Linked DNA regions of Mus musculus: region 1 is linked to region 2. The links are chromatin loops, found by intact Hi-C in ENCODE. Cell type or tissue: left cerebral cortex. All regions are shown on one strand. Links, peaks and the distances in the headings refer to the core of each region. The heading gives the core; the rest is flanking DNA. Region 1 holds the start of Hoxd13 (homeobox D13). Region 2 has its middle 13 kb from the start of Atp5g3.

What was found. Hi-C counts contacts between places; a loop is a spot of excess contacts. Peaks named below come from ENCODE experiments on the same cell type or tissue, not always from the same donor. Only the 100,000 strongest peaks of a DNase experiment are listed, where the experiment ranks them.
Region 1: it touches region 2 in a loop (4-fold over the local background); 5 of 42 quality-filtered maps call a loop at or near these places.

What each region holds. Positions count from the first base shown.
Region 1 is chr2:74,656,092-74,671,171 of GRCm38, forward strand. Hoxd13 (homeobox D13) reads left to right here and starts at 12,134. Exons shown (of 2, transcript NM_008275.4): 1 at 12,134-12,987; 2 at 13,795-15,080. The coding sequence starts at 12,219. The coding sequence ends at 14,045. Gm31790 (a long non-coding RNA gene) reads left to right here and starts at 5,460. Exons shown (of 3, transcript XR_374674.2): 1 at 5,460-7,840; 2 at 8,734-8,935; 3 at 10,397-10,800. It overlaps Evx2 (even-skipped homeobox 2), which reads right to left and starts at 3,466. Exons shown (of 3, transcript NM_007967.3): 1 at 2,902-3,466; 2 at 1,676-1,956; 3 at 1-244. The coding sequence starts at 3,328. In left cerebral cortex, for the core only: CTCF peaks have their summits at 5,919 (motif pointing left) and 7,667; DNase peaks (open chromatin) are centred at 5,899 and 7,669.
Region 2 is chr2:73,917,179-73,932,258 of GRCm38, forward strand. No RefSeq gene overlaps it. Among named protein-coding and RNA genes, the nearest start is that of Atp5g3, 13 kb to the left of the region's middle. In left cerebral cortex, for the core only: a CTCF peak has its summit at 8,060 (motif pointing right); DNase peaks (open chromatin) are centred at 8,121 and 8,612.

The DNA of each region.
Region 1 (15,080 bases), core at 4,407-12,406, 740 kb after region 2:
ATGTGGCGAAGGGCGAGGATGCTGCCGCCGCCGCTCCCGAGGCTGCGGCCGCTGCTGCAGCCGCGGTGACGCCCACGTGCGGGTAGTAGTGCAGCGGCACGTGCGAGTGAAAAGGGTAGGGTAGGCTTCCGGTGGCCGCCGCGTGTGTCATCATGTAGGTGTAGAAGCTGGGGTCGGCTGGATGCGGCCACGACATGGCCAGGCGCTGCCGTTTGTCCTTCATGCGCCGGTTCTGGAACCACACCTGCGGGGACAGCCGCACCACCGCCCGGGTTAGGGAGCACTGGGTATTCCCAGTCCCTGTCCAGGGTCTCCAAACCCTTCCCCGGTCCCAGAGTGGCCTGGCCTGCTTCCCTGGCTCTGGGCTTAATCCCTCTGTTCTCCCATACCAGACCGGGTGCACATTAACTTGAGGATCGTCTAGGGCACACCCTCCTCAGCCCTGTCTCCTGCTCCTGAGTTTAGTGAGACTCCTCAGGTTCTGGCTTTCCACTTGCTGCTTTTGTTTTATTGTTTGTTTGGGTTTTTTTTTTTTTTTTTTTGGTTTGGTTTGGTTTGGTTTTCCATCCCAAACCAACCTTTTATCTCCCTCTGTCCAACCACCCACTGGCACCCAGCCTCACTGAACACCGGTCTGTCAATCCCAGGATTTGCACGGGGATTCTGGGCAGCCTTTGAAGAGAGACTATGTAGCAGTTTTTCTGAGAGGAAGCAGCTTCAGGTCTTGAGCCCTCGGAGCTGCAAGGACTAGTTCCCTAGGGGCATGGATCTGATTAGGGTATTGAAGGGATGATTTTGTTGGAATCATTTGCTTTAAATGAATGTCAAAAGCTGTGTGCCCAGAACCTGGAAAGGGAACTTTTCTACCTCCTTCTAACACAGTATCTAATAAAGACATCATTCGTCACAACTCTAAATGAAAGAAAGCCCGATCAAACTGGAGGAAGACTTCCATACTACTCTCTTATTTCATGGAGTGTCTGTCCTCTTTTGCTGGAGAGTCTAACGCTCTGTGAAGTGTTCACCAAGCCTACCTAGTTTCTAGCCATCTGTTCTGGATGCATAATAAAAAAATAATATCCTAAATATATACATAAATGTGTATATACACATATACATAAATATATGCATGTGTATGTATACATATAAAAACAAGGACATTTTCGTTCATTCACGTTGCCCAAGAGAAAAAAATCTTTAGAAAACCACGTTCTCAATCCAATCGATTTTTAAAAATACTGTAACCTTTTCTTCGGGTAGCAACGCTTTATGTGAAAAATACATCTCACATAGATCAGGAACGAATGAAAAGTTGCACCTCGGGTTTGTGCCGGAGAAACAAAAACCAGCCCGCCCTGCCGCTTAGGGTGGAGTAGGACCTTGGGCACAAGTAAGAGGGCACCTGGGCAGCCGTTGGGCAGAACTGGGCAAGGCGAAGGGCCGGGTCTGAAGCACCGACCTTGGGATTCAGGGCTCCTCGGGTGAGCCAGGCCTGTCAACCGATTACAATTCGGCACAGGAGAAGTAAATAAGCCTACTCCTTCGGTGACAAAACCCGGTGGATTTCCACACCGATTTCTCACCACCCAGAAGGGGAAAATATGGGGCGGGCGTGAGACAAATCAACCCAAGCGCCCCGAGGGAGGTCTGAGCGGGCATGCGCTGGAATAGATACCTTGATGGTGGTTTCGGGCAGGTTGAGTGCAGCGGCCAGCTCGCACCGGCGGGGCCGAGACACGTAGTTCTCCCTGTAGAACTCTTTCTCCAGGCGCGCGATCTGTTCGCGGGTGAATGCCGTACGGTATCGCCGCACCTGATCGGCGCCGGAACCGGAGCCAGAGCCGCCCAACGCCGCAGCCCCGCTATTGCCGCCGCCGCCGCCTCCATGCAGACTACCGAGGCCCGAGCCGGAAGCCGACGTCGTGGTGCCCGCGACGGAGCCGCTCTCCGTGTACCCTAGCAAACAAACAGTTCACAGCTCATGAGTAGTTGTAGGGACCGAGAACCCTGAGTTGGGGTTGCTAGCTGGTGGCAAAAGAGGCTTTGAGAAGGAAAGTCGCTGTCAAAATTGATGGGATCTGTCAGGCTTACAAATTGCTGCCGTTAATGAAATCAATGAAGTTTGGGGAGCCCTTCCTAACCAAATAATAGAAACAGAATTTGAAAAGGTTGTTCTTTTTCCAATAATTAGAAAATTACCACTCGGTAGGAAAATTTGCTGGGGAAGAATGCCTACCTTGGAACCAGTTTAAGAAGCTGTGGGTTTGACAGTCTAGGAACCATAGGGCAGCTCTTTATGCGGCTTCCAATCTTTCTTTGACAGCCTTTGGGGTTAAAATATCTTAGGATTTTCAAAGCATTTGCAGCTCAAGCTCAAGCCAGTAAAGGGAAGGAGGCGCCCACTTTTCAAACTCTTTTCTGTCCGCTGACTTAAGCGGTTGAGCAGAGGTGCGAGGCCAGACTCTCTGTCTCAGACTTATCCAGAGGAGTGTCCCCTCTACCCGGCCCTGGGGGCTCCAGAAGCAACTGAGTTCGGAGCTCCTGTCCAGGGCACCCTTCCCAAAAAGCAACTAAGCCACCCGGGCTAGCAGCGCTGTGTCGCCTCGCCCCAGCTCTTACGCCCCAGCTCTTAGATCGGCAAGCGAAACATTTGCTTCGATTCAGGCAGGAGCCTGGGCGCTTGGGCCTGGCTCCCTAGGCTCCACAGGCCCGGGCTGTGCTGGGATGCTCAAAGAACAGAGCCAGAGGGACCAGTTTTTAGTATGCATCCCTCCCCTGCCCCTGCCAGCTCTGTGAAGCACTTTAGTTAAGAGTCAGAGACCCGCTAAGGTGTGGAAAGGGCTGGCCAGGCCCTCGAGAGAGCCCAGAGGATGAGGCTGGAGTCTGCGGGTACCCGGTTACCTTTGGCATTGTTTTCCTTGAGCGGTGCAGCGCCCAGGCCGCTGGGGGAGCGCAGTGCGGAGCAGCCCACCTCCACGTCGCTGCTCATGTCGGCCTCGGCGGCCGCTTCGGAATAATGACTAGGCTTCTTGCGGCTCTCGGTAGCGGAGGCAATTTCGGAGGAGACGGTGCTTTCGCTGCTCGGGTGCTGCAGGTTGAACAAAGTGTCTATTTCGAATTTGCCTTTGGCGGGGAGGTCTCCCAGAGCTCCGTGCAGCGGGGCGGACGGCAGGCGCGGACTGAGGCGAGCCGGGTGCTGCGAATTTTCCAGGGCCTCGAGCACAGCACCGCCAGCTGAATCGGACAAACTGGAGAACCTCTTGCCAGCAGTAGGGCTGTGGAGCCCTCTTTCCATCAGAATCATCTCTTTTCTTATTCTTTCCATCATCTCAGCTTTCTAAAAAATGTCACAGTGGCCTGGCTGTCCCGTCTTAATGATGGGCTGCGCCCAGGGCTGATTCTCATTCAGCCCCAGCAAGCGGCTCTAAATATTATTATCTCTTTTGGAGGGAGGCGGAAAAAATTGTGGGATGCCAGAGCGAGGGAATGACTGGTCAAAATGACCCATACATCCTTCCGAGTCGGAGATGTCATTCATCAAAAAGTAGCGCCCGCTCGTCATTAAGGTACGAATGACGCCGTTCGAATAATCATTTATTGTAACAGGTTTATAAGCAAATAAATACACGCTCCTGTCAGTGGGTAATGAAGGCGACTTCAGAGCAGACAAATAGATCCAGGTAGGAGACGAGAAGACACGAGAAGTGAGGAAGAAGGCTCCGGTCCTTTGCCCGCTCCCAGCCAGTTCTGCTCGCCCGGGGGTTTGGCCTCGGGGGTGAAATTGACAGTCTGATTAATAGAGCACGCCGCGGCGCATTTCCCCCTTCATTTAGGGGCATCATTACGCTCTCAGTTTGCTGGGTTGCCCCTTAGGTCCTAATCATGCAGCGCCTTCCTCATTTCTCCACGAACACAGATACGTGTTAAATAATAGATAATGCTTTGATTTTTCCAGGGTAGATTCTTGAGAAGTTTTTGTTTTGTTTTGTTTTGTTTTGTTTTGCCTTAACATTTACAAGCTGGGGGCGTAAGGGGGGCGGGTAAAGGGGAGGATACAGGAAGAGTTGCGTAAGAAGACCTCGCGCCCACTCCTGTCAGGATTACTTATCTTTCTGTTTTAAGAACCAAATATTAATAATGAGTATTTTATTTAACAAATAGAATTCTGAGTTCTTTCTCTCTCCTTACTTTTTCCTCTCAGTCTTGATTCTCCCCTCCAACACACACACACACACAGAGAGAGAGAGAGAGAGAGAGAGAGAGAGAGAGAGAGAGAGAGAGAGAGAATATATCTTGTAGACTTTTGAAAATGCTTTCTTGCTACGTGGCTGAGGAGGTACACAGGACCCGTGCCGTGCCTCCAAGTGGAAATCATTACATCTTCTCTTATTTTCTACCACTGCTTGCAGGCTAACTTCTGAACTCGAAGACCTTAGATTTTTTGTTTTATAATCCTCTGATGGATAAGCTTCTCACCCTCGCATTCTCCCTTAGGGGAAATAAACTAGACTGGAGGATCTGATAGTAGAAATTGACAGCTAACTTTAAACACAATCATGATTTACCGTACCATAGCTCCCCATCACAGAACCCACTTTTTAAAATTGCCGGCTTTCTCCCACCCTTCTCAAATAGAGGAATTCGTGGTGAAGTAACTGGGTTTTGGGGGTCAAAGTGGAGGGAATGGAATCTCCTGCTGCCTCCCTTCCTTTCCCACTTTGTTCTTCTTCCACTTCTCCATCCTCCCCCTCCTCCACCCTAGGCCCTTACCTGTGGCCCCCGGTGTTCCTGGTGCTGACTGGGGGCACAGAGAGTCTCCAACCAGCCTTGCCTCTTCTCCTTCCCGCCTGAGGCTGGAGGCTGAGCCTCTTGGCGATAACTTTGATAGTCATAATGACGCCGGTGGCAACCATTTTAAGGAAGATCAATCTTCACTCAAATGCGCTCATCTCCTCCCGCGCTTGCGCCCCACCCTGCCCGACTCAGATGCGTCGTGCCAGTTTGCCCGCCTGCTGCCCCAGAAGCAGAGCTTTGTCCGCACTGGCGAGGTCCACGGAAGACAGGGACAGGACACAGTGGTCTAGCGCGTGAGCTTCCGAAGCAGCCTAGAGAGCCTGGCAGTCTTGATGCTGGTTTTGCATCCCGGTCACAGGACTAACTGAGACCCTAACCCGGGCCCCCCTCCTTCCCGCCTTGAGACACACCCAGCATATTGGGGTGTGTTAGGGGGTAAACCTCTGATCTAATTGCCCATCTGTCTGTTGGCGCTTTCTTTTTAACCTTGGACCCGTTGGGGGCGCGTCAAGAATGTAAGGGGAGGTGAGGTGTGAAATATATTTATATACATGTGTATACATATATAGTCAATGCCAAAAGTTTTTCACCTCTTCCCCTTAGCGCCAACTTATTTCTACAGGCAAGCTTGCTGGAAAAAAAAAAAAAAAAAAAAAAAAAAAACAATCCCACCTCTTTAAAGTTGTAAGTGGAAAATTGCATAGGCTCGCAGGCTTAGGAGAATTGTCTGGTGGGCGATGACCTCCATTTGAGAATTTGACCCAGCATCCACCTTTGCCCCTGTCCCAGTGGCTATTCTACCCTAGTGGTCATTCAGTTCCTGGCACTTGCATTGTCCTCAAGCAGGATTTTGGCTACCTCTCTTCGCTAATCACACGTCCAGCTCTGCGGGCGCCCCCAACTGCTTCTCAGCCAGGACGCCCAGCTCCACCGGTCCAGGCAGTCTGGGCCCCAGTGTCTCTGGGAGGATCCTGCTACCTAATCCTTCTCTACCCAAGGGACTAGAAGAGAATCTTTGGTCTAGGCTAGGCTCCATGGGGGGCCAAGACCCTGGCAGCAAGTGGTCGCTCAGCCTGGGCGGAAATCCGCCGATGCCTTTATTGCTGTCATTTGGCGCCCCCATCTGTTTTCCTCGCGGTTTCAGCAGCTGTGAGCTGCTTTTCTGTCGCAGAAACCTCAGTGGCCTAGGAAGATTTCTTACCTTCTTCTACGACCCACCGCCTCTGGTTCCAAAAGCTGGCCAAGTACGACTCCACTCTACTGAAAATGAAAAAAAAATCATTTCTCCGCGACACCTTCATTCATTAGTGGTTTTGAAACTACCTTGCACCTTTTAAGTAACACTGATACTGCATTTCCAGGATGTCTATTGCCCCACATATACTTGTGATCTTGTCAGGGAAACTACCTCAATGAAAAACATCCATAACTTTTCACTGCCCTTAGCAGAGGATAGCATTTCACAGTGACTATTCCATTTGAATAGTTAATGTTCCTTTAGAACATTACCTATTACTAGTAATAATATTGACTAATTTGTATAACTCATTTAGTATACAATTACAAGTGGCTTTTTACATAGATCTACCTTCTGAAGACCAGAGAACCCCTGGGGAATTGCCCCGCCCCTTTAAGGAAACCTCCTACACAGAGAGCTTTGGTAATTGTTCATGGTTTATACTTATCTCCAATAATGGATGTCATGGGGGGTTGAAAGTTTTGCATAACCGCTTTTTTTTTTCTTCATGTTACCTGTCTTATTTAAAGGCAGGCCTACCTCAAAAACATTACACCAGTGGAGGAGAGAGAGAGAGAGAGAGAGAGAGAGAGAGTTACATTTGTTGAAAAAATAGTCATTTCATATCCTTTCCAGAAAGGAGAGGATGAAATTAGAAATGGACCCAGTTTTCAGTTTCTGATATCTTCAAAGTACCATCACCAAGAACAAGAACACTCAGACAAAAATCTAACCCAAACCCCATGCCTTCAAAGGGCATCTTCCACCTATGCGAAGGGCATGCCAAATTTTTAAGATTGGGAGTGAGGTGACATACAGGAAAAAATTTCTCTGTATTACCCAAAAAGAACAGTTTTGCTGGCAAGAATGATGTAAACAAAGCAAGGGCATTTTCTTTTCCTCCTTTTCTTTTTCTCCTTCCTTCCTTTCTTCCTTCCTTCCTTCCTTCCTTCCTTCCTTTCTTTCTTTCTTTCTTTCTTTCTTTCTTTCTTTCTTTCTCCTGGGGTGGGGTTAGACTGCCAAACTAAGTATTTGTTTCTTGTAAACAGTGAACATTTGACCTGTGACTTCAGGTTAAAACTTGTTCTAGACTTGCAGAGGGATGGGTCAAGAGTAAAGCCCCGTCGAGCAGCAACAGGGCCACGGGATGCGGTGGTCTCACCCAGCTCTGGGCTTCCCGGTGGAAGATGCCAGCCACCCGTTCTCAACCCGAAGTAAGTCTCAAGCTCGCTGGAGAACTTATGGGAGTGCAGATGTTGTGAACGGGCAGTAAACACCTGCAGAGTCTGAGCTGCGGGCAGGGCATGTTTTCTTTAGGCTAAGTGTGGTCTTCAGGACCAGGTTTCGATTTATAAGAGAGGGTGAGGGTTGGACTAACCAAGCCAGTCTTCTAGGCTTCCTACTCTCATTTCTCCTCAGGCAAGCCTCTAGCTTTCTGCCTCGCCTGGGTCAGCTCATTTAATTTAGTTTTCCTTCTCCCCTCCACCTTCAACTCCAAGTTACCCTAGAATGGTTGTAAGTGAGGGAATTGGTGGCTACTTTCTTCCTGGACCCCGAGGCTAATCAGATTTGCCAACTGCCAGGAGTTTAATGTACCCTCAGATCAGACCCAAGAACTTGCAGGGACATCTAGCGCCAAGCGCGGGGAACTGCGGTCGCCTTTCAGGGATCCGGAGCATACCACTGGCATCCTTTGCCAGTCTCTCAACTCCTTCTACATTTTTAGGCATTTTCCTACCCTTCACCCGCTTTGCTTCGCTGCTATGCATAATGTGGCTTGCCCGTGGAGAATGTGAATTATTTGAAATGGTAATAAGCTTCTATTTGACTCATAGAATAAGCATTTAGCAAGTTAGAAAAGTTGTTTCAAAATGTCAGACAAAATAGCAAATTGCAATCTTTGCTTCTATTTAGGAAGAAAGAAAGAAGTTATTCGGTCCTTAAGCCCTGGCCCTACCTTCTAGAGCTCTCTAGAAAAGCTCAGCATTTCTCTGGAAGGGAAGACCCTGCCTGTTTCCTACAGTCCACAGTTGGAGGTGGTCTCTTCATCTCAAATAGGGCCCTGCTGCCCAGTGGGAGGCAAACTCAGGATTTTTTTTTTAAGTCACCTGGTATTTAGAGGGGCGGGGGGTGTTTGTTGTTGCCTGAGATTTTCATTAAATATAGGCTAATTTTGTTGCTAAACCCAAAAGGATTCCACCTTTTAGATTTAGAAAATGCCCCAAACACAGGACATCTGGCTGTTGCTAGAACCTGCCTTATACACAAAATGTTGTGATTCTCTTGGGGTTTGCTTCATATTTTGTTTGCTCTGTTTTTTTTTTTCTCAGCCTGAGTGAAGTTGATTATTAGCTGGAGAGGAAAAATTAGCTCCAGAGCTGGCAGACAGACATGGTCAGGAACAAAAACCAGCCAGTTCTTCTCAACTTAAGACCCTGCTTCTAAACTGAGACGTTTTCTACTGAATCATTGGTTTCTCAAAAGTTAATTAAAAGGGTGTTCTGTATTTCCTGGTTGTGGTCATCAAGGTAAATACTTTCAAAGGCATCTCCCACAACCCTTTTCTGGCAGGATCCTGCCATCCTGGTTGTAATCGTCATCAATTGTGTTGTTAATTGAGCTCATTGCTGTCTTGGTAAACAGGACACTTCAATAAGTCTAAGTCATAGCCTGTATCCATTCATTTTTCCATCCCCAAACAGATGTACAAATTGTGAGATCTACAAGAAAGAACAGAGGCTATGTCTGTCTCCAGCACAGATTCAATACTCAGTGGGGCGCTTGAGGAAGGAAAGAAGAAAGAGAAGCAAATGGAGAGACGTGGAAGGGGATTGGGGCAGCAAAGGACATCATGGCCTTTCACCCAAATCAGGAAATGTAGCTTTTTTTTTCACAGAACAATAGGTAAGTATTTGGAAATTATTTTCATTGCTAAACTCTTGCTTATCCTTTTGTTAAGATTTCATTGTGATGTGCTGCCACACAAATATAAGGCTCACCCTGTGCTCTTGGACATCTGAAAAAAAAATGGTTATAAGCCTGGCATAGAGGTTCATGCCTGTAATCCCACCCCTTTTGAAAATTTGAGGACAGCCTTGGCTAGAGAGTGGATCTATGTCTCAAAAAAAAAAATTGAAGGAAAAAAATAGATTACAATTAAATTTCAGCTTGAATACAGTTTGGACACAAGATATCCAAGCTAAACGAAAACATTTCTTCTTATTTAACTGCAGCATCCTCTCTATACCTGCCTACCCACCCCGTAAACTACCAACACCCTAATTTTACCTCATAATCAGCCTCAGCAGTCTGGCTCAACAGCAGTGACTTCCCTGGGATCCTGGGATTTGGAGTTCTACCTGTGGGCCCTTTCAGAGACCTTTTTCTAGTATAACCTACTTCTGCATATCTAAACTTAATTTTTGTTGAAGTCACAGACAAGCTGGTGATAGAAAATGATAAAATTCATTATTCAAAACTTTCTTTATTTCTGAATAACCTTTGAAATTGGCAGAGAAACCCTAAGTTCTACAAGGGCACCACAGAGCGTTATAGGGAAGAAGACTATATCAAGAAGTTTTAGCCTAAGCATTAACTCCTATATTCTCCCAGCCAAGCACAACTTATTTTCTTGTGTGGTAATTTAAGCAAAGGTTGAGACTTTAGTTTCAAAATGTGACAATTTTTGTTTTAACTTTATTTTCTTCGATTTAAAAATACAATGCTTATCAAATGTATTAGTCAGATTTTTAAAAAATGGTACTGAAGCCCAAAGAACACAAAACTACTAAATTATTGAGTTTTAGGAGACTGAGGTGTGTTGGTTCTGGCTATTTCTGTTTAATTTGTTTTTAAAAACGTTTCAGTAAATGTTTAAAGCCATAGGGGTGCGGTGGGGGAGTATCAATGGCTCCCAAGTTGTTCTTTCTCTGTGAGTAACAAGAAAGGAAACAAGGAGAAAATACAACATCTCATTGTTACTCTTTTTCAAAAGCTCAGAAATACTACTACCTGGCTCTTCAAATGCAATCCAGCTTCCATTCTAACTTTTGTCCTTTCTCAAGCAATCAAAATTATCGCGATCAACAAATTACTACCCATCACAATGCTGCAAAAACCTGGAGAGACCCTCCGGGTTTGAATTTGACCATGACCAGGTCTAGGATTTTTAAAAGTTATACAAATTCTCTTAGTTTCCAGTACCTCTCATAACCTACACCCCCATCCCCTTATTTGAGCCTTTTATGGTTACTGTGGTTTTTGTGTCAACACTCTAATGCCATCAGCCCACCCTGTGATGCCAGACCAGACCAGGCCCAGAAGGACCTTGCTCACTCCTTTTCTTCTTTTCTTCTTCTTTCTCAGAGCTTATTTTCAGAAGGCAGTGACGCTGAGTGACAAGCTGGACTTAGTATTGCACGTTTAGGGGAGTGATTTTCTTAAAAGATAAACTGGTCTGAAGGTTGATAGTACAGCATCAAACTGGCCCACTTTGAGGCTCACGCACCCACCCAGCACTCTTGACTAACCAAGTCTAAAATAGCTCTCAGGAGACCGACCTAGATTCAAATCAGAGCTCACAAGGACGACCCATAAGTTGTTAAGACTCTGTGAGAGGAGGTGGAAATACAGAGCGATTAGAGCCACCCTACCTAACTCTATCTGGTATTAGCTCCTCCGGTACTCACAACTAGAGCCTACTCTGTCCCTATGAAGTTCTATGAACTCGGACTGCGCCTGTCACCAGTCCGGACTTTACTTGGTGGTGGTGGGGGGGGGGGGGGCGGACAGAGAGAGAGAGAAGAAGAAGAAGAAGAAGAAGAAGAAGAAGAAGAAGAAGAAGAAGAAGAAGAAGAAGAAAAGAGAAGAGAAGAGAAGAGAAAAGAAAAGAAAAGAAAAGAAAAGAAAAGAAAAGAAAAGAAAAGAAAAGAAAAGAAAAGAAAAGAAAAGAAAAGAAAAGAGACGAGAAGAGAAGAAAGGACACCCCCTTGACTTGACACACTCAATTCCCTGCTGTTGGCAGCCTGGAAAAGGAAGCGAAACAAAGGTCCCTGGGAAAGTGAAGTTTTCAATTAATTGGTGTGAGTAACGGGCGGGGGTGGGTGGTGGCTGCAAAAAGCTAGAGGCCGGTATGCTGTGGGCGAGGCGCAGAAGATTCGTGGCACTCTATTGAGTGGCTTTCTCCTCCCGCGCTGGTACGGAGTCTTTTGGGCTGGGCAGGAGGAGGCCAAGCTGAAGCTAAGGCCAGCCTGGCAAAGTGACTGCCGGCTGGCCAAGAGCAGAGACGTGAACCGAACATCTGTGGACTTCCTAGTTGCGCCGATTGTCAGGCTTGCGGCTTCGAGATGAATTCTAAGTCTCTGATGCTGCCCCAAGACTGTTTCGTGAGTATTTTTGTGGGCCGATGGTGCTGTATAGGAAGGATCTACTCCGACTGATGTCCTATGTGTGGAATACTTTTACCCGTTCGTTAGGTATGTTCAAGGTAGGATGAGCTGTCTCGAATTTGGGGTGACGCGGTAGACTAAGGAAAGATGAGCAACAGGTTTTTAAAAATAGAATTGCTCTGTTTTCTCGTCATTCTGCTCATCTCTGTCCTTCATCCTCACTTTGGTGTGCAGCTCGAGGAGCCAAAGAGCAGTGGCAAAAACAACGGTTGCGGAGATGAAGCGCAGGCCTCGGCGCCCGCCTCGCAGACAGGCCCGAGATGGGCCGTCGCGCAATCAGGGGGTGGCTGCAAAGTCAACTCCTGGGTCTGGGGGAGGGCGGGGATGCGAGGTGGGCCTCCCAAAGGGCTGAAGAGGGGTGGGGACCGGGTGGGTGGGTCCAGCCGGACCTGGGCTGGGAGCCAGGCTCTCCCGCGCCCCCACCCCCACGTGTCCCGGCGCAGCCAATGGCAGGGTCCCCGGCCGGCGCCCTCGGGGCGGGAGACGGCCCCCTGACCGTCCCAGGCCCCCTCCCAACCTGAACTTCGTTTTTATAAACGTCCCGCGATGAGCTAACCTGTTGGAGGGCGGGCGGGCGGGCGGGCGGGCAGGAGGCGGGAGGCTCGCGGAGGGAGAGAGGACGGGAGGGAAAGGGCGGGAGCGAGCGCGCCGCGGAACACAGCGAGGAGGGAGGAGGCGCAGCGCGCCATGGTGTCCTGCGCGGGGCCGAGGCCGGGGCCCGGGCCGGGCCAGGCCGGGCCATGAGCCGCTCGGGGACTTGGGACATGGATGGGCTGCGGGCGGACGGCGGGGCCGCTGGGGCGGCACCGGCCTCCTCCTCCTCCTCCGTAGCAGCGCCTGGCCAGTGTCGCGGCTTCCTGTCGGCGCCGGTGTTCGCGGGGACACATTCCGGACGCGCGGCGGCGGCGGCCGCAGCAGCGGCGGCGGCAGCGGCGGCAGCATCCAGCTTCGCTTACCCAGGGACCTCTGAGCGCACAGGCTCTTCGTCGTCGTCGTCATCCTCGGCTGTGATCGCCACTCGCCCCGAGGCTCCTGTGGCCAAAGAGTGTCCCGCGCCAGCGGCCGCCGCGACCGCTGCAGCACCGCCGGGCGCTCCCGCGCTGGGCTATGGCTACCACTTCGGCAACGGTTACTACAGCTGCCGCATGTCGCACGGCGTAGGCTTACAGCAGAACGCTCTCAAGTCGTCCCCGCACGCTTCTCTCGGAGGTTTCCCGGTGGAGAAGTACATGGACGTGTCGGGCCTGGCGAGCAGCAGCGTACCGACCAACGAGGTGCCCGCAAGAGCCAAGGAAGTGTCCTTCTACCAGGGCTACACAAGTCCCTATCAGCACGTGCCTGGCTACATCGACATGGTGTCCACTTTTGGATCCGGGGAACCTCGGCACGAGGCATACATCTCCATGGAGGGCTACCAGTCCTGGACGCTAGCCAACGGGTGGAACAGCCAGGTGTACTGTGCCAAGGATCAGCCACAGGGGTCCCATTTTTGGAAATCATCCTTTCCAGGTAGGAGCAACGAAAAAAGGGGAGGGAGAAAAAAGAAAAGCCCCTATTTGGGAGTGGTTACTTATATTCCAGGCCTGACCAGGTATAATCCACTAGAAAAATTTGTTTAGTCTCTGTGATCTCTGACTTTCCCAATTAAAAGCGCCTCTGCTATGTTTTCCTTCCCGTGAAGCACAAGTGCTTTTTATCCACTAAAGTTCAAGATCTTTCGTTACCTTTGCTGCTTCCCCCTTCCTCTCCCTCCCTCCCTCTTTCCCCTTTCCCTAACCCCATCCCCCTCCCTTCCTCACTCCCCTGACTAAAGAGGTTTCTGAAAGGTGCCAGAGTTGGGTCCCCGTGTTTTCAAGTGGGGTTCCAATGACCACTGAAGCTTCTTAGAGCCCATAAACTCCCAAACACAGTAGAAGAGATTAAAGCTTGAGTAAAAGATCTGAAGTGTGTGTGTGTGTGTGTGTGTGTGTGTGTGTGTTTGAATGTATGCAACTGGCAATTGCAGAAACTGTCCTTATGAGCTTCCCCCAATAACCAGACCATAAAATCACAGGCTTGTTAAAATGCCGGTTTGAAAAACCATGATGATCCATCAAATTAGCCTTTGTCTCAAAGTGCAAATAGTCTTTCTTTAATACTGTGTAAATAATATGTCTGTGTAAATAATAATAAAGTATAAACAATCTCATTTTCTTTATTCCCTCCCTTCCCCCGCCCAGTACTAACAAATAACAAACGCACTCACATTAACACAACTCAAAGCTTAGGTGTTCCAAGTATCCAGGCTAATGTTTCCCCTGCTGTTGTTTATGCTAGGAGATGTGGCTTTAAACCAGCCGGACATGTGCGTCTACCGACGGGGAAGGAAGAAAAGGGTGCCTTACACCAAACTGCAGCTCAAAGAACTGGAGAATGAGTATGCCATTAACAAGTTCATTAACAAGGACAAGCGGCGGCGGATCTCAGCTGCCACGAACCTTTCGGAGAGACAAGTAACCATTTGGTTTCAGAATCGAAGGGTGAAGGACAAGAAAATCGTCTCCAAGCTCAAAGACACTGTCTCCTGATGTGGGCCAGGTTGGCCACAGACAGTTTAAATGCGTTCAGTTGTCTCCAAAAAAATACCTTTGAAAAGACTTGAAAATGTATTTAATTTCCCTCCCCCTTCCCTGCCTAGAAAGGCAAGCATTGTGAATCCTTTTCCCCCCTCTCTATCTCTCTCTCTCTCTCTTGACCTTTATCTGGTTCTAAAACTTTTTGCTGCCCAATCCGACTTTGTAATTCTATTTCTTACTTGCTTATTATTGGTTTTGTTCTTGTCTAGGTTTGTTTTTATAATTTTTAAACATTGTTTCTCCCTCCAGGCCAGTATGAGGAAAAAAAAACTTGAAGTATTTTTTTCAATAATCCCCCCAAATGAATTTCAGAAGTGCCCTTGTATTTAGGGGTTTATTTTTTTAACAGGATTTTATATGTGTTTCCAGCACTGATTATGCTTATAATCCATTAGGCCAGAATCGTTTTTTTTAGCCTTTCATACCCTGTGATTGTGTAATTGAATCATTAGCTCTCAGAAGTTTCCCCAAGGCAAGTGGAAACAGCTCTTAGGCATTAGGTGATTTAGGACCGCTGGGAGAGTCTGAAACTTGGAGGTTGAAGGCACGTGATGACTTTAAAAGCAGCTACCTTATTAATATTGAAATTAAGACAATCACCCTTATCTTTGGCAGTCTCCTTTGCTGTTTTGTGTGGTTTTAACATGTCTTGTAGCTGTGATTTTTGAACCTGAAAACAGCATTCCTAGTGGATGCCTTTATTTCTCCAACTCTACATGCAGCTATTAAAATACTTACACTTGGCAGAGTGACTGGAGATAGTATAAATTCATCCCGTTCCTTGGGTCTGTGGGAATGGAGCTAAGGCCATCTCCTCAATCCTTGGAAAGAGACTCAGCCAATGTGGCCATGGGTGGGAACTTCTGTCCAGAGCTCAGTGAAGAAGTTAATTGTCTGAATGCATGGGCCTCTCAGAGCTTTAAAATATCTAACACATTTTTTAAATATGGAGCTCTAAGGACCAAGAGGGAAAAAGAAACTTCTGAA
Region 2 (15,080 bases), core at 3,413-11,412:
CACCTTTTCCCCACTACTAATTTAAAAAAGGGTGTCCATTATATAGATAATATACTTTACACTACCCATTTCACCTTTCTAAGAATTTCTAATCTAAATAATGAGATTAGTTTTCGATGGCACAGCTCCAAGTCAGAGAGCCTGGCTTAAAGTCGTGATGGATATGTAATTTTAAAGTGTATTTTTCAGAAGCAAAGCATTAAAGAAATACATTCTACAAAATAGAATCTCTAAGTGGAAACATTAAGATTTGCTCATATGTTAAATTAGGGCTTTGCTGAAATTGCCTCCTTCATTGGAAATAGGCAAGACCAAGACTGTCAATTTTTGCCAACACTGGAGATGAACTTGTCAGATAAACACTTATGATCAATAAATACAGCAAAGCCAAGAGTGAAACTGAATGGATGAATGAATGAATGAATGAATGAATAAAGGCTTTGATTAGAGAGGTCTGGTTCTTCTGTGAGATGAACACATTCTGACTTGTAAAGCTGCGCATGGGAAAACATCCTGTCCTGTTTTTGCTTACATAGCAGGTCAGTCATTTAAAGAGAATGGCCAGTGTTCATGTGTCTGTGTGCACATTCATGGGGACCACATGTTACTTAACTGCAAATTCTATCGTTGTTCTTGGTTAGTCTTCTGTCAGATTCTCTTTCTTGACCACTTATAAGGGAGTCTTTTCAACTTCATTGACCAGAGCTCATATCTGCACAGAAACACAAACACTGAGCATTTATCCTTCAAGGACCAGTGAAACTTCCAAACAGTGTACACTGTTGTGCATCTATGGTCCCAGATATTGAGAGACAGGGACAGGAGCATCACCTGAGTTCATAAGTTTGAAGCCAGCCTAGACAACATAATGATACTGTGTCTCCAAAAAGCCAAGCCAAACTAAACCAGAACAATTCCCTTAAACTACCTCAATAACAAATATTCAAGTCATTTAAAAAATCATACAATGTTTATATTTTAGACTCATACTTTAATGTAATTTAAATGTTTTTGAAAAAGGTTTCATTTTATGTGTGTGAGTGTTTTTCCTCAAAGTATGTAAGATCACTTTGTATTTGTCTGGTGCCTAAGGAGACCAGTAAAGGGCACCTGATCCCCTGGAATTGGAGTTAGGGCTTAGTGTGAGCTGCTGTGTGGTGGTGGAAATAGAAGCCAGGTCCCCCATAAGTGCTCTAAACTGGTGCCATCTCTCTAATGCCTAAATCAAGTGACCAATTAAATTACTTAATTCTTTCCCATTTTATTCTTCAAGAGGCACGCCATGATTTCCCTGCCTTTCTTCACCTTTCCCCCACCATCACCTACGTAAAGGGTATGAGGATCTCAGCTCTAGGTACACAAGGAGATTTATTATTTATTACCTTTCTTTCTCTGCTTTGCAGCTTCTTTAGATGAGTTTTGGAAGGCTTTTTTTTTCCTTTAAAGACATGATATCATATTGTCCAGGCTGGACTAGAACCCACTGTGTAGTCAAGGTTGACTCTGAACTCCCGATCCCCTTGCCTCCATCTGGCCTACACTGGGATTACAGGATGGGCCACCATGCCTGGCATGGAGGGAGGGTCCTTTCGGTAGGTAGGATGCTGCTTCAGTTCTACCTCCTCTGTGAGATGCTTATGCCCTAATCCTCAGAGCCTGTGGATGAGCCACCTCACATGGTCTAAGGGACCTCAGAGATGAGATTAAGGATATTGAAATGAGGAAATTACCTTGTATCTGGATGAACACAACGTAGTCACAAGAGCCTTTATAAGTGAAGCAGAGGAGAGTCAGGGGATGCCGTGATGGAAGCAGAGTTAGAGTCACACAGTCTGAGCAAGACTCCACTGGTTGTTACAAGCACTGAAAGCAAGGAAGAGGCCACTAGCGGAGAATGGAGGGTGGTTTCCAGGACCTAGAAAGGGCTCAGAATAGATTTACCTGTACAGAAGGAGCATAATGCTTCCTGCACATGGGGTTTAGTCCACTGAGACCCAGGTCAGACTTCTGAACTCCAAAGCTATGAGATAGCAAATCTTGCTGTAAGTCACTAAGTCAGCGACAGTTTGTCAGAGCAACATCCCGAAACTGAAAAAAGATGTCAAGCTCTTGTCAGATTCCATTTATCCATGTTCGGTCTATTCATATGAAAGCACAAATCAACCGGGTGGGGCCAAGGTCTTGATTTGGGATTCAGGCTGTTGAGTTACCCATTGTCGAGTGAGAGAGGTCGTTTGTTACGGGTCTTACATTTGTACAACGCCATAGTTATGAGCAGCGGTAGCAGGCAAATGAGGACATGATCCAAGAGGGCAGTGAGACCAGGCTGACTCAGGACACTAAAAGGTTTTTGTTTTTTAAAGGTTTTTGAAACAGGGTTTCTTTATGTAGCCCTTGCTGTTCTGGAACTCTCTCTGTAGATCAGGCTGGCCTTGAACACACAGAGATCTGCCTTTCTCTGCCTCCTAATGTATTCCACCACCGCCTGGCTTGGGTACTTAAAGTTTCGAGAGATACTTTGTAACTGTGCCTGCTTTGGTTCAGTAAAACTCACAGGGATCCAAACATGTGCCGCCAAAACTCAGCCGGAGAGTAAAACCCCAAATCCACAGAGCTCGGGTGTGTGGGTGTGGTGCTGGCAGCAGGAGAGAAGTTAAAATCAGACCAAACGCTTTTACTGTCTCCCTTTGCTGTTGCCAGACTATCTAGACAAACAGCATTGCCCCTGAGATTTTCTAATTCCTTTTAGAGATCTCTTGCCTCAGCGTTTTTATTTAATTTGGATCTTTAGCCTGCCAAAATACTGGCTCTCAGCCTCACTGGCACATGCTTTGATATCTGACCAACTTCTTTTTTTTTTTTTCTAAATGTAAAATGATCTTTTAAAAACTATAAGTAACTAATGCCTGATGTTGGGTTTTTTGTTTTTGTGTATGTATGTATGTATGTATGTATGTATGTATGTATGTATGTATGTATGTATTTGCTTGTCTTTGTACCTGGTGGAAGCATTGTCGGCCCAAATGGGGGAATTTCATTAAATTTTGTCTGTCTGTCTGTCCATCCATCTATACATCCATTCATATATTCACACAAGACTTACCTGCATTATAAGTATTTATATATAGAGTTAATAGTATTGTGGGAACTAAAAGGGGCCGGGGGAAGGAGTGGGGAGGGAGGATAGACAGAGTTCCTCCTGTGCTCTGGGCAGGCAGACGCGGGTTGCCCCAGGTGGGCATCTAAGCCTCTGACCCCACTCGACGGGGGTGGGGGTGGACAAGGGGCAGCCCCCGACCTGGGGAGCCCCTGGGAAACACCCTGTCTCCCTGGGGTTATGGGAGAGAGGTTCCCACACAGGTAAGAGTCTAGGCAGCAGCCTTGAGGAGCAGAGACTGTCTATGGTTTTAGAGCTTTATTATAGAAAGGCAGGGGGAAAGAGAGAAGGTAGAAAAGAGAGAAAGAGAGACCGGCCATGGCCAAGAGGAAAGAGGGGGGAAAGGAGAGAGAGAGAGAAGAAAGGCTAGAGAGTAAGAGGGAGAGAGGAGTGAGAATGAGAGGAGTGAGAGAAGTGAGAGAGAGAGGAGAGGCCAAGCAGCCCCTTTTAAAGTATGCTGCTATCTTTTCTGTTGCTAGGTAACTGGGGAGGAGTTTAGCCTGAAGGTCAGAAGCTTGGGACATTGCCCACATGACTTCTAACCATGCTTCTCTTGTGGGGGCTGTGGGGCGCGGTAACTTAGACAGGAACCAGATTTCCAGGAGACTTGAGAGAACTTCCGTTCCATGTAGGTAAATTATCACCACCTGGTCCCAGAGTTCAGCATCTCAGCTCGACTGGAGACCAGCCTGTCTGTGCATAGCCCAATGCCCCACAAGTGCTATTTGTGCCTTTAAAGACATTTTCATTATTTACCCTCCTATCTTCTTCTGTATTTATCTCCTCCCATTTTCTATATTTATCTCTCTGTGTCCCTTAATTAGAGTCTCCATTTTCCCATTCAGATCACGTGTAGCCTGCTATTCTCCCTCGATTGCCCCCGCCCCGGCAATGGTCCCTTTTTACTTTCCTGATTTCTGCAATTACTCCAGGATATGTACTTACATAAAGAGTTTGAGTTAGGAGCCTCAGATGAGAGAATATGTGACATTTGTCTTGAGACAACTCTTTTGAGTTGTTGGTCAGGGTTGTCCAAGAGACTCCCGAAACATTATAGCTTTTGTCATTGTCTTTGGTTGTCCCTAAAGGTGGACAGTAAATCCTTACTGTTGAAGACACCATGCATTTCAGACACAGGGTCCAGAGACTCCTAAAATGGAACTGAAAGGGAAGTCTCCTTCTTGAGGAACACAGCTACCAGAAGGTACCATGCAAGCATCCAGAGAAGGGAGGTAGCCAACAGTCCTGCCCAGCTTTGACACCTATGAGCCATGGCAATGGCCAATATGGCACAGTAATCCTAAAGCTGCAGTCATGATATCGGTGTCTTGGCAGTAATAACAGCCCTCTGGTTGGACTTAAGATCTGCTCAACAAGAAGGAAATCATGCCTGGAACTTAGCCGACTATTCAGAGCTAGTGAAGTCATGGATTCTGAAGGAGAACCTACAACCATTACTTTACTAAGCCAGCATTAACTTTATTCCAAATATCTGTCCTTATTCCCACTGATAGGTGTAGTCCTCACACCTCATCATAAAAGTGTATCATCATCAGGCATAATAGAAAAGCCAATAAAAACCACATTGGCAAGCTGTGTGTGATGGCACATACCTTTAATCTCAGCACTTGGTAGGTAGAGACAAGAGAGTGTCTGTGAGTTTGAGGCCAGCCTGGTCTACATAGAGAGCTCCAAAACAGCTAGGAATACACTCATGCACACACACACACACACACACACACACACACACACACGAGTGTGGGGGGAGAATGAGAGAGAGAGAGAGAGAGAGAGAGAGAGAGAGAGAGAGACTGAAACAGTGGATCATATGTTTAAGACTGTCTCAAATAAAGGGGTTGGAAAGAACTTAAGAGTAGGAGGACGTAGATGGCTGTCGCTTCCTGAACATGGCGTGTCCATTGCATTTTTGAAATGACATCAGTGTTGGTTACCCACACAGGACCTTCACAAGACTCGGGTTACCTGGATGCAGGAGAGACTCATGGAACCCCTCCGTCTCCTGAGGACCCATTGGCAGTTAATGACTATCCAGCAAAAGGTGATATAGCTACTGACTGACTAGTTGTCCATGCTTCAGTAACTCCTCTACCTATGGCCATGCAAGCAATGCAGATTAAACTCAATAGGAAACACACACACACACACACACACACACACCCCTCTCATACACAAAGAGGTGTGTGTGTGTTTCCTTGTCTTTTGCTATAGCCCTGGCTGGCCTACAACTTTAGCTCAGGCTGGCCTACAACTTTAGCTCAGGCTGGCCTACAACTTTAGCTCAGGCTGTCCTACAACTTGTGGGGATTCTTCTGCTTCTGCCCATTGACCACTTATGAGAACTAACCACGGTTGCCTCTTAGTGGTTTTGTATTGGGAAATTTAAAACATAATCACAGTTAAGAGGGATTGTGTTAAATTTCCATTTATCTCTTGGCTTCAACAGCAGCAACACATAGTTTTGTGTGTTCTGTTTTCCATTCCTTTTCCTACTATCTTGTGTTATTTTGAAATAAATTCATAAAATAATAACATTTAAAGTATAAATGTTTGAGTGTGATCTCCATAAGGACTCTTCTGAGAGATTATAATCTCAATGGCATTGTTACATTTAGAATATTTAGCAATAATTCCATAAAATCAATATGCAGCTGATATTCACATCCCTCATGTCTTGTAGTATATATTTAAAAACAAGTTTGTTGAACTTAAGGACCTGGCCAGGCATAGCAGTGGAGAGACTGGAAGGGTGCAAATTCCAGGCCAGTCATGATATAAGGAGCCGCTGTTTCAAAAGTAAGCAAACGGGCTGGGAACAAGCATACGTTCTACAGCCAGTTATTGACCGTTTCTCCTGGTCTTCAGGTTCACCCTCGCTCTTCCAAATGTAGTAACTGTAGAAATGGTGGTCATATAGCTTTCCACCTTCTGAATCTGGACACTTTTATCTTCATGACATCACTTAACACTCTCACCAGAACTCCTTGCTTCCTATAAATTGGTAAATTGCCCTATAGGCATGGTCAGATTGGATTTTTACTTTCTTTACTTTCCATGGGTACCATTTAAGAGACATGTTATATCTGCTTGTCTTTCTTCTGATGGTAAAATTGACCAGTGAGGTCAGCTTGAATTTATTCACTGTCTTTTGCCATTGGCTTCCCACCTAGTGACTCTAGTGTCTATAATAATGATACCTCCCAGATGCTTCATTCTTTAGAACGGAAAAAACGACAGTGTTCTTCTTTGTCATTTCCCTTTCATTTATCAGCTGGAGTCATTTTACAAAGATTTTTTTCCCCATTGCCAACTATTTTCGTTGTGTTGTCTTACAGTTAGAACAAAGAAGATATGATGAACTGCTGATTCTCTCTTACTTACCAGTTGCCTGAATGAAACATATATGGTTTTAAGCTTGAAAGAATGCATGCATGTATGTATGTATTTTTATGTGCATATGTGTGTGTCTGAGTATATTATGTGCACTGTGTGTGTAGAAGACCATAGGAAGGCAGAAGAGGACACTGGATACCCTGCAGTGACGGGATTGTGAGCTGATGTGGGAGAATTGGGAACTAACCTTGGGCCCTCTGAAAGAGTAGTGAGCGCTCTTAAGCACTGAGCCATCTCTCCAGCCCTGCCACATGCAATGTTATTTATAATTTCAAGAACTGAGTCAGGAGTGATTATTCCTACAAGGCAACAGCAGGTGATAAATGCTGAAGTTGGGTTTTGGGTGATTTTCTGTGTTTAAAAGAAGCCCAGACAAGGTGCAGTGTAAGGGGCAGTCACAGATCCACAAGAAGACCCATAGAGTCAACTAACTGGGGAGCACGGGGACTCACAGAGCCTCGGCCACCAACCAGGGAGCATGCAGGAGCTGGACCTAGACCTCTTACACATTTGTAGCAAATATGCTGTCTCTGTCTCTGTTCCCTGCCATTGGGTCCCCTTCCCCCTACCTGGACTGCCTGGTTGGGCCTCAGTGGGAGAGGATGTGCCTAGACCTGCTGGGATTGGATGTCCCAGGGTGGGGTGATACCCAAGTGGGGCTTCCCCTTCTCTGAGGGGGAGGGGAGGGAGCAGTGGGGTAAGGGATTTGTAAGGGTGGGACTGGAAAGAGAGGAGGGGATGTGATCAGGAAGTAAAGTGAATTAAAAAAATAAAATAAATAAATTTTAAAAGGAAGATTCATATTTTAAACATTTTCTTTATTTTAATCTTTGATGTACATTGTTTTACCTGCATGTATGTCTGTGTGAGGGTGTTGGATCACCTGGAACAGAAATTAGAAACAGTTGTAAGCTGCCATGTGGGTGCTGGGAATTGAACCTGGGTCCTATGGAAGAGCAGTCAGTGCTCTTAACTACTGAGCCACTGCTCCAGCCCAGTTCTCTCATATTTCATTATTTCTCAAATCCATATAAGAGCAAGCATTATACCCGCTGACATTTCTGTATATGTTTCTTAAGGACCAGAAGACTATCTATATAACCAGAGTACTGTAGCAAATTCAGGAAAGAATTCATTGATATGAAACTTTTGTCCACTGTTTCATATCCCATATAATTTTATGAGGTAAATTTATTTTTCAGCGCTCCTAACATAATTTTAAAAATGAGGCGACCATGGATTATGGAGGTTAAGAGGTTGCCCAAGTTCACATAAGACATAACTTGTAAACCTTTCTTTAACATATTTGCCAGAAAGTAAGTGCTCTGTGATAACTTGGAACATTATATTAAATATCGGCTCTGTTGTTATGCAACAGTGAGAGATGTATGATGAAAAACATAGATGCTTTTTAGCTTTTCCCTGTTTCTTAAAGCACTGTACACTCATGCTAATGGCATTGGCTGGAAATTCTGCAGTGTGCACCTCAGAGAGTACCCACTTGGGGGCACCCACAATGCAGCTTTTCTCTCTGTTCTCTTGCCTAAAAGCTTCCAGCCCCGCAGAGCTGGAATAAAGCCAGCCGACAAGCTCAGTCTGTTCTGGAGAACTCAGACAGCCAGATCTGATGTCGCCAAAAACCGGCTTCCTTTCTCTTCAAGTCCAGGGGGTAGCTCAGCTTGTGACCCACACATAAACCATGATGTGCTGCTTAAAACAATAATTAGTACATTTGCTACAAGCCAAATGTGCTGCTATATATATAATGGTAAGATTTAAGACCAAAGACTAAAAATAATTTGCTGATAGAAAAGATATATTTGTGTAATATTTTTAAAACTTATGCTCTGCCAAAATTAAGAACACAATAATCTAGCAATAAGAAAGGTCAAGCCAAATCTACATATGTTTTTTGAGGCAAGGTCTCATGTAGTCCAGGTTGGCCTCGAGCTAGTTATGTAATCTAGAAGAAGTGAGTGCTGTGTTCACACACGGTGTATAAGGGATGGGACTTTCTCATGAAGACAGTAGAGGGGGCTAGGCAAGCACTATACAGACTGAGCTATAGCCTCGGCCCCCAAACTAGGTGTTTTTAAAACTTGTTCTTGTCTTGTATTCTCACCTTACTGGCTCTCCAATAGGACTGTATTATTGTTGGTCCCCAGAGCAAGGGAGGCTCTTTGGAGCTATAGCTGCAGCTGCCATCTCCTGGTCAGTCATCTGGTGTTCACCTCTACCAATAGTTGAAGTTCTGATGGGATAAACTGATACCAAAGATGCTCCCGGCTCAGATGTTGTTGCTGTGACCATGCAAGGAAGCGGTCCTTACTCTGGAGCAGGAGTGGGACGGTATGGAGAAGAATGAGGTTCACTAGACGTGGTTGTACCTTGTCCCAACTGGAGGCATTTGAGGGTAATTGTTTTGTTTTTTTTTTGTTTGTTTGTTTTGTTTTTTGTTTTAAAAAGATTTATTATTATATCTAAGTACATTGTAGCTGTCTTCAGACACACCAGAAGAGGGCGTCAGATCTCATCACGGATGGTTGTGAGCCACCATGTGTTTGCTGGGATTTGAACTCAGGACCTTTGGAAGAGCAGTCAGTGCTCTCAACTGCTGAGCCATCTCTCCAGCCACGAGGGTAACTGTTTTTTTGGTGCCATATAAATCTGCCTTTCATCCCCCGACGGGAGTAGGGGGAGCCAAAATATAAGATCAGAGAGCAACTGATGAGGTGACATGACTCAAAAGACTCCATTAAAAGAGGAGCAAATTGGACCAGTCATCTGGTCATTTATGAGAATCCGATTTGGGAAGTAGAGTATGTGGTGGGTAACAGTCATTGATATGGGAGGATATCTACAAATATGGTACCACAGGCTAGAGATCAAGAGCAAAGCCAGGTTTCTGAGGAGGCCACATTCTGAAGAAAGTAAGATGCTAATTAAGCCTGCTGTGAGAAGACCCAGGTAAGAAAGAGGGACGGATCTAGTTCTAGGGGGAATGCCAACAAGACAGGAGGGGGAGGGGCGGGGCTGGGTCTCTGGTAGAACACCTTGCAGAGGGTTCAGCTCTCACTCTTGAGTCTCTGCTTCCTTTCCTGCTCTGGGCCCTGCTCACTGACTGCCCTAAGACCTCAGTTTTTACCCTAAGTTTTAGAAAGAAATGACTTGGAGAACTGGCAGTGAATATCTTTGTCCTTATAAGCAAAGCAGTGTAATAAAAGAGCCATATAAGGGCCATTGACATGACATCAACTATTTATAATTCACCAGTGGTTACCTTGTACCTTCAAGAGATCTATGAGGATGTGAGGATAGGACCAGTAGTTTGGGCTCAGTAGATAGACATTTGCTGTAAACCTGGCAACCTGAGTCCAACTCCCAGAATCCACAAAAAAGATGGATATGGAGAACCAACTCCACAAAGTTGTCCTCTGACTTCTAGTACTTCTCCAAGCCTTCAGCTACAGTTCCTGCTTCCAGATTCATGCCCAGGGTTTTTGCTCTGGATTCCCGGTAATGGACTTAACAAGCTGTCAGGTGAAAGGAGCCCTCTCCTCCTCACAGTGCTTTTGCTCATGGTGTTTTATATAACAGTAATACCTTAACTAAGACAAAAGATATGGCAGTCAACTGAAGCTTTATGAGACAAAAGTCCAGGGGATTGTCCTAACCAGTGGCTAAGGGATTTGAAACGAATCACAAACTTCAAATTACAGTGTTAATTAAAGTGGGCAGAAGATATCCAGAGGCCTGCCCTCCATGTGGCCCACCTGCAGCAGGGCCACTTGCTATGCAAGCAAGTGATGGAGAGGTGGGACAGAAAGATGAGCAGCACAATTTGAGCATTATGGGAAGAGGTAGAGCTAGAGACGTGAGGGTGAAGAAGAACAGTTCGCTGTGAGTAGCCTGCCCTGTCACCTGAGGCCATGATGAAGTTCAAGCCTGTGCTGCCACTGAGGGCCATGTCTGGGCCTGTGGCCATGCAGAATCAGGGGTCTGTGTCAATCTGTGTGACCCACATTACCACTAAAGGCCATGCAGATCTCCCTGGTTTGGGCTGCCACCTAGGAGCTTGTTGATGTTCAAGGATTGTGAACACTGACCATGGCCTTCACTGGCTGTAACATTCTGGAGAGCTGGCCCCACCCCTTGCTGACTGCAGCAATCAGGAGAGTGGGCCCTGCACCTCACCTGGACAAGCACTGTAGAACTGACCTTGGTGGCATGGGGGTGGGTGAGCTGGCTCCAAGGACATGAAAGCAGGAGAGCTGGCCCTGCCCCTTGCCAGCTGCAGCATTGAGTAAGCTATCCAGGGCAGTGTTAGAGAGCTGGACCTGGTGGTGTGGGTACAGGGGAGTTGGCAGGCTGACCAACTCAGCTACTACCCAGGTCCAGATTCAGGGCTTTAAGTTGGTCTATCCCAACATCTACCCTATGTATGAACTTCTGGAGGGCACACAGGAGCCAATTCTACAGAACTAAAGCTATCAGATCTTCATGACACAGAGCAACAATATGATCCCCAGTGAGGATCCAGTATTGATGGTGTAGCAGAAGCCAGAGGACTTGAACCAGACCAAGGACTCATTGCAATGTGCATTTGCAAGTAAAGATGTGTACCAAAAGGGCATACTGTGTAGCACACTGTGATACACTACAGCTTCCGCTACAACATGGTTTTTATTTTTTAATTTTTTATTTAATTATTTTGTTTTTTTCGAGACAGGGTTTCTCTGTGTAGCCCTGGTTGTCCTGGAACTCACTCTGTAGACCAGACTGGCCTCGAACTCAGAAATCTGCCTGCCTCTGCCTCCCAAGTGCTGGGTTTAAAGGCATGTGCCACCAATGTCCGGCTTTATTATTATTATTTTTTTAAATTTTCTTTTGTAGGGGAAGTTTCAAGCTTTGGGGGTGGGCATGAAGGGATGGGGAGATTAGTGGGATTAGGGTTCATGATGTGAAATCAGAAAGAATAAGTGTCTTAGTCAGGGTTTCTATTACTGTACAAACATCATGAACAAGAAGCAAGTTGGGGAGGAAAGGGTTTATTCAGCTTACACTTCCACATTGCTGTTCATCACCAAAGGAAGTCAGGACTGGAACTCAAGCAGGTCAGGAAGCAGGAGCTGATGCAGAGGCCATGGGGGGATGTTACTTACTGGCTTGCTTCCCCTGGCTTGCTCAGCTTGCTTTCTTATAGAACCCAGGACTACCAGCCCATGGATGGCACCATCCACAATGGGCCCCTTCCCCCTTGATCACTAATTGAGAAAATGCCTTACAGCTGGATCTCATGGAGGCATTTCCTCAAATGAAGCTCCTTTTTCTGTGATAACTCCAGCCTGTGTCAAGTTGACACAAAACCCAGCCAGTACAGTGATCCCTTGTCAACTTGACACACAAACACATCACTATTAAGCCTCAAACCTTATTTTCTTATTCATCTCCAAGATCTAAATAACTTTAAAAGTCCCACAGTCTTTGCAAATGCTTAAAATTTCAATCCCTTTAAAATATCCAATATCTTTTAAAATTCAAAGTCTTTTTACATTTAAAAGTCTCTTAACTGCAGGCTCCACTAAAATACTTTTTTCCTTTAAGAGGGAAAAATATCAGGGCATGGTCACAATCAAAATCAAAATCAAAATCAAACTACAACTGTCCAATATCTGGGGTCCACTCACAATCTTCTGGATTCCTCCAAGGGCTTGGGTCACTTTTCCAGCTCTGCCCTTTGTAGCACACACCTTGTCCTCTAGGCTCCAGATGCCTGTACTCCACTATTGTTGCTGTTCTTGGTTGTCATTCATGGTACTGGCATCTCCAAAACACTGCTTGTCCTCCCCTGTAACTAGGCTTCACCAATAGCCTCTCATAGGCTCTCTTCATGGTGCCAAGCCTCAATTACTTTCCATGACCCCTTCAGTCCTGGGACATCAATTGCTACTGAGGCTGCACCTTCCCCAATGGCATTCCATGGCCTCTCACAGTGCCGAGTCTCAGCTGCTCTGCATGACCCCTTCCTGCCTTCAAAACCAGTACCACCTGGGTGACTCTTACACATTACCAAGTCCAGCCATAGCACAAGGTACAACTTTGGCTATCTCTGGAACACAACCTCTTTGTGCTCTCAGAAAACACCTCTAAGAAGATATCACCTCAATGATGCTGGTCTCTTCTTAATCACTTCTTAATTTCTTTGCTTCAGGTAACCAGCATCAATAGTCCCAGTAATGCAAAGGATTTGCTTTAGTAGTTCTGGTATCGTGTTAGTCACAGCTGATTCTTCAGCCCCAGCTAACCAAAACCACAGAATCTTCACAATCAAAACAGCAATGGCCTGATAAGAGTCTTTAATCTTCCCTCTGAAATTTCACAAGCCAGGCCTCCATCTTCAGCACTGTTCTCAACATTATCTTCCAAGCTCCTACAGAACATCCCACAGAGCTCTTAACATCCCAGTGGCTCTTCTAGCTCAAAGTTCCAAAGTCCTTCCACAGTCTTTCCCAAAACATGGTCAGGTTGTAACAGGAATACCCCACTCCTGGTACCAATTTGTCTTAGTCAGGGTTTCTATTCCTGCACAAACATCATGACCAAGAAGCAAGTTGGGGAGGAAAGGGTTCATTCAGTTTACACTTTTCCACATTGCTGTTGATTACAAAAGGAAGTCAGGACTGGAACTCAAGCAGGTCAGATAGCAAGAGCTGATGGAGAGGTCATGGAGGGATGTTCATTACTGGCTTGCTTCCCCTGGCTTGCTCAGCCTGCTTTCTTATAGAACCCAAGACTACCAGCCCAGGGATAGCTCCACCCACAATGGGCCCTCCCTATTTGATCACTAATTGAGAAAATGCCTTACAGCTGGATCTCATGGAGGCATTTCCTCACCTGAAGCTCCTTTCTCTGTGATAACTCCAACTTGTGTCAAGTTGACACAAAACCAGCCAGTACAATCAGTAAAAAAAAAAAAAAATTATTTTAAAAAATATGCTAGTTAAGGTGAACTGGGAATCCTGCTGTATGTTTCTCTGAGCAGCAGCTATGTTGGTGATGCCCAGTGAGTTTGATTTAGGTGAAAGCAGGATCCTGGACAGCATGTGGCATAATCAACATAGATTCTGAGAAAATAGCTTGGCCAAGGCTAGATGGATTAGCAGAGTCTGAGTGAAACAGTCTTACATTCAAGGCAGCATGGACTACTGAATAGGCTGGAGCTGTTATCAAAAGGTCACACTGACTAAATTGCTAAGGCAGATGTCAATGTTTCATCCTGACGAAGCTAGTGAAATGACAGAGAGGTGGTGTCTAAAGCCCAGCCATACTTGGGCAGTTACCAGCTGGGCTGGGTGGGAGTGGTAGCCTGTCTCTGTGAAGTGGCTGTTTCTGTACTGAACAGGGAGGATCAGGCAGTGGGGCAGTGTCTTGCTGTCGGTTTTGAGGGAAGTTCCATGGAGCCATTGACCAATTCCATTTTTTAGACCATTCTAAGTAAACATATGGGATATGGAGGAGCTGGAGAGATGGCTCAGCTGGTGAAGTGCTTGCTGTGTAAGTACAAGAATTTGATTCCCCAGGACACACCTAAAAAAACTGGACACCATGGCTTGTGCTCATAATCCTAACAAAAGGGACTGGAGACAAGTAGCTCCCTGGTGCTTGCTGACCAGTCAGACTGGACTACTTGGGAAGCTCAGGTCAATAAGAGACGGCCTCAAATGACATTTGAGGAGTCTTCTGGACTCTACATGCACACACATGCATGTGCAGTCCCACATATATGACTACACATGTGCACACAACAACAACAACAACAACACAAAGATAGTGGGCACTAATCTGAAAACATGCTTCCCATCATCAGAGGTCACAACCAGGCTCTGGCAAGTCTGTTCTGATTAGGGCATTCATTTTGGAGGCTGACCTAGGAAACAATGTGGTAGTCATGGTTCCTAGAGTTTCCTATTTTCTGCATATTGTGTTCATCCCTGTGATGCAACGCAAAGATGCCTTTGTAATGAAGGACCTGTCAGCTCAGCTGCTCAGAGCCATGTGGGTTGACAACTATCACTTGTTGTCCCCTTCAGTGTTTAGCAAAGTAGAACAGCTTAGTCCCAGGTCATACCTCCCCAGGATACATCACCTACATAACCCGAACCTTAGCCCTACTATCTCTGCCCAAATTAAGAGGACTTTGCTGAACCTCGCTGGCTCCAACTCTTCCCATTCTGCCTCTGCTCAATCCTGTTTGTATCCCCTTTATTCCACAGATGAATGTCTCAAGGCTGCTACTTAATAAATACCACACCAAAGGCCTCTGCTTACACTCTTGGGCTCAGTTAATCCTCTGTGCCAGCCTGAACTCCAATTTCCAAGCCCCTGTTCTGGGGATCTTTCTCACATCCCAGTCACGTCTCAGAGTCTGCTCTCGTGTTGACTTTGCTCTCACTATGACGTCATTGCCATTTTGATTAAAGCCATCTTGTATACATTAGGAAATTTGACAATA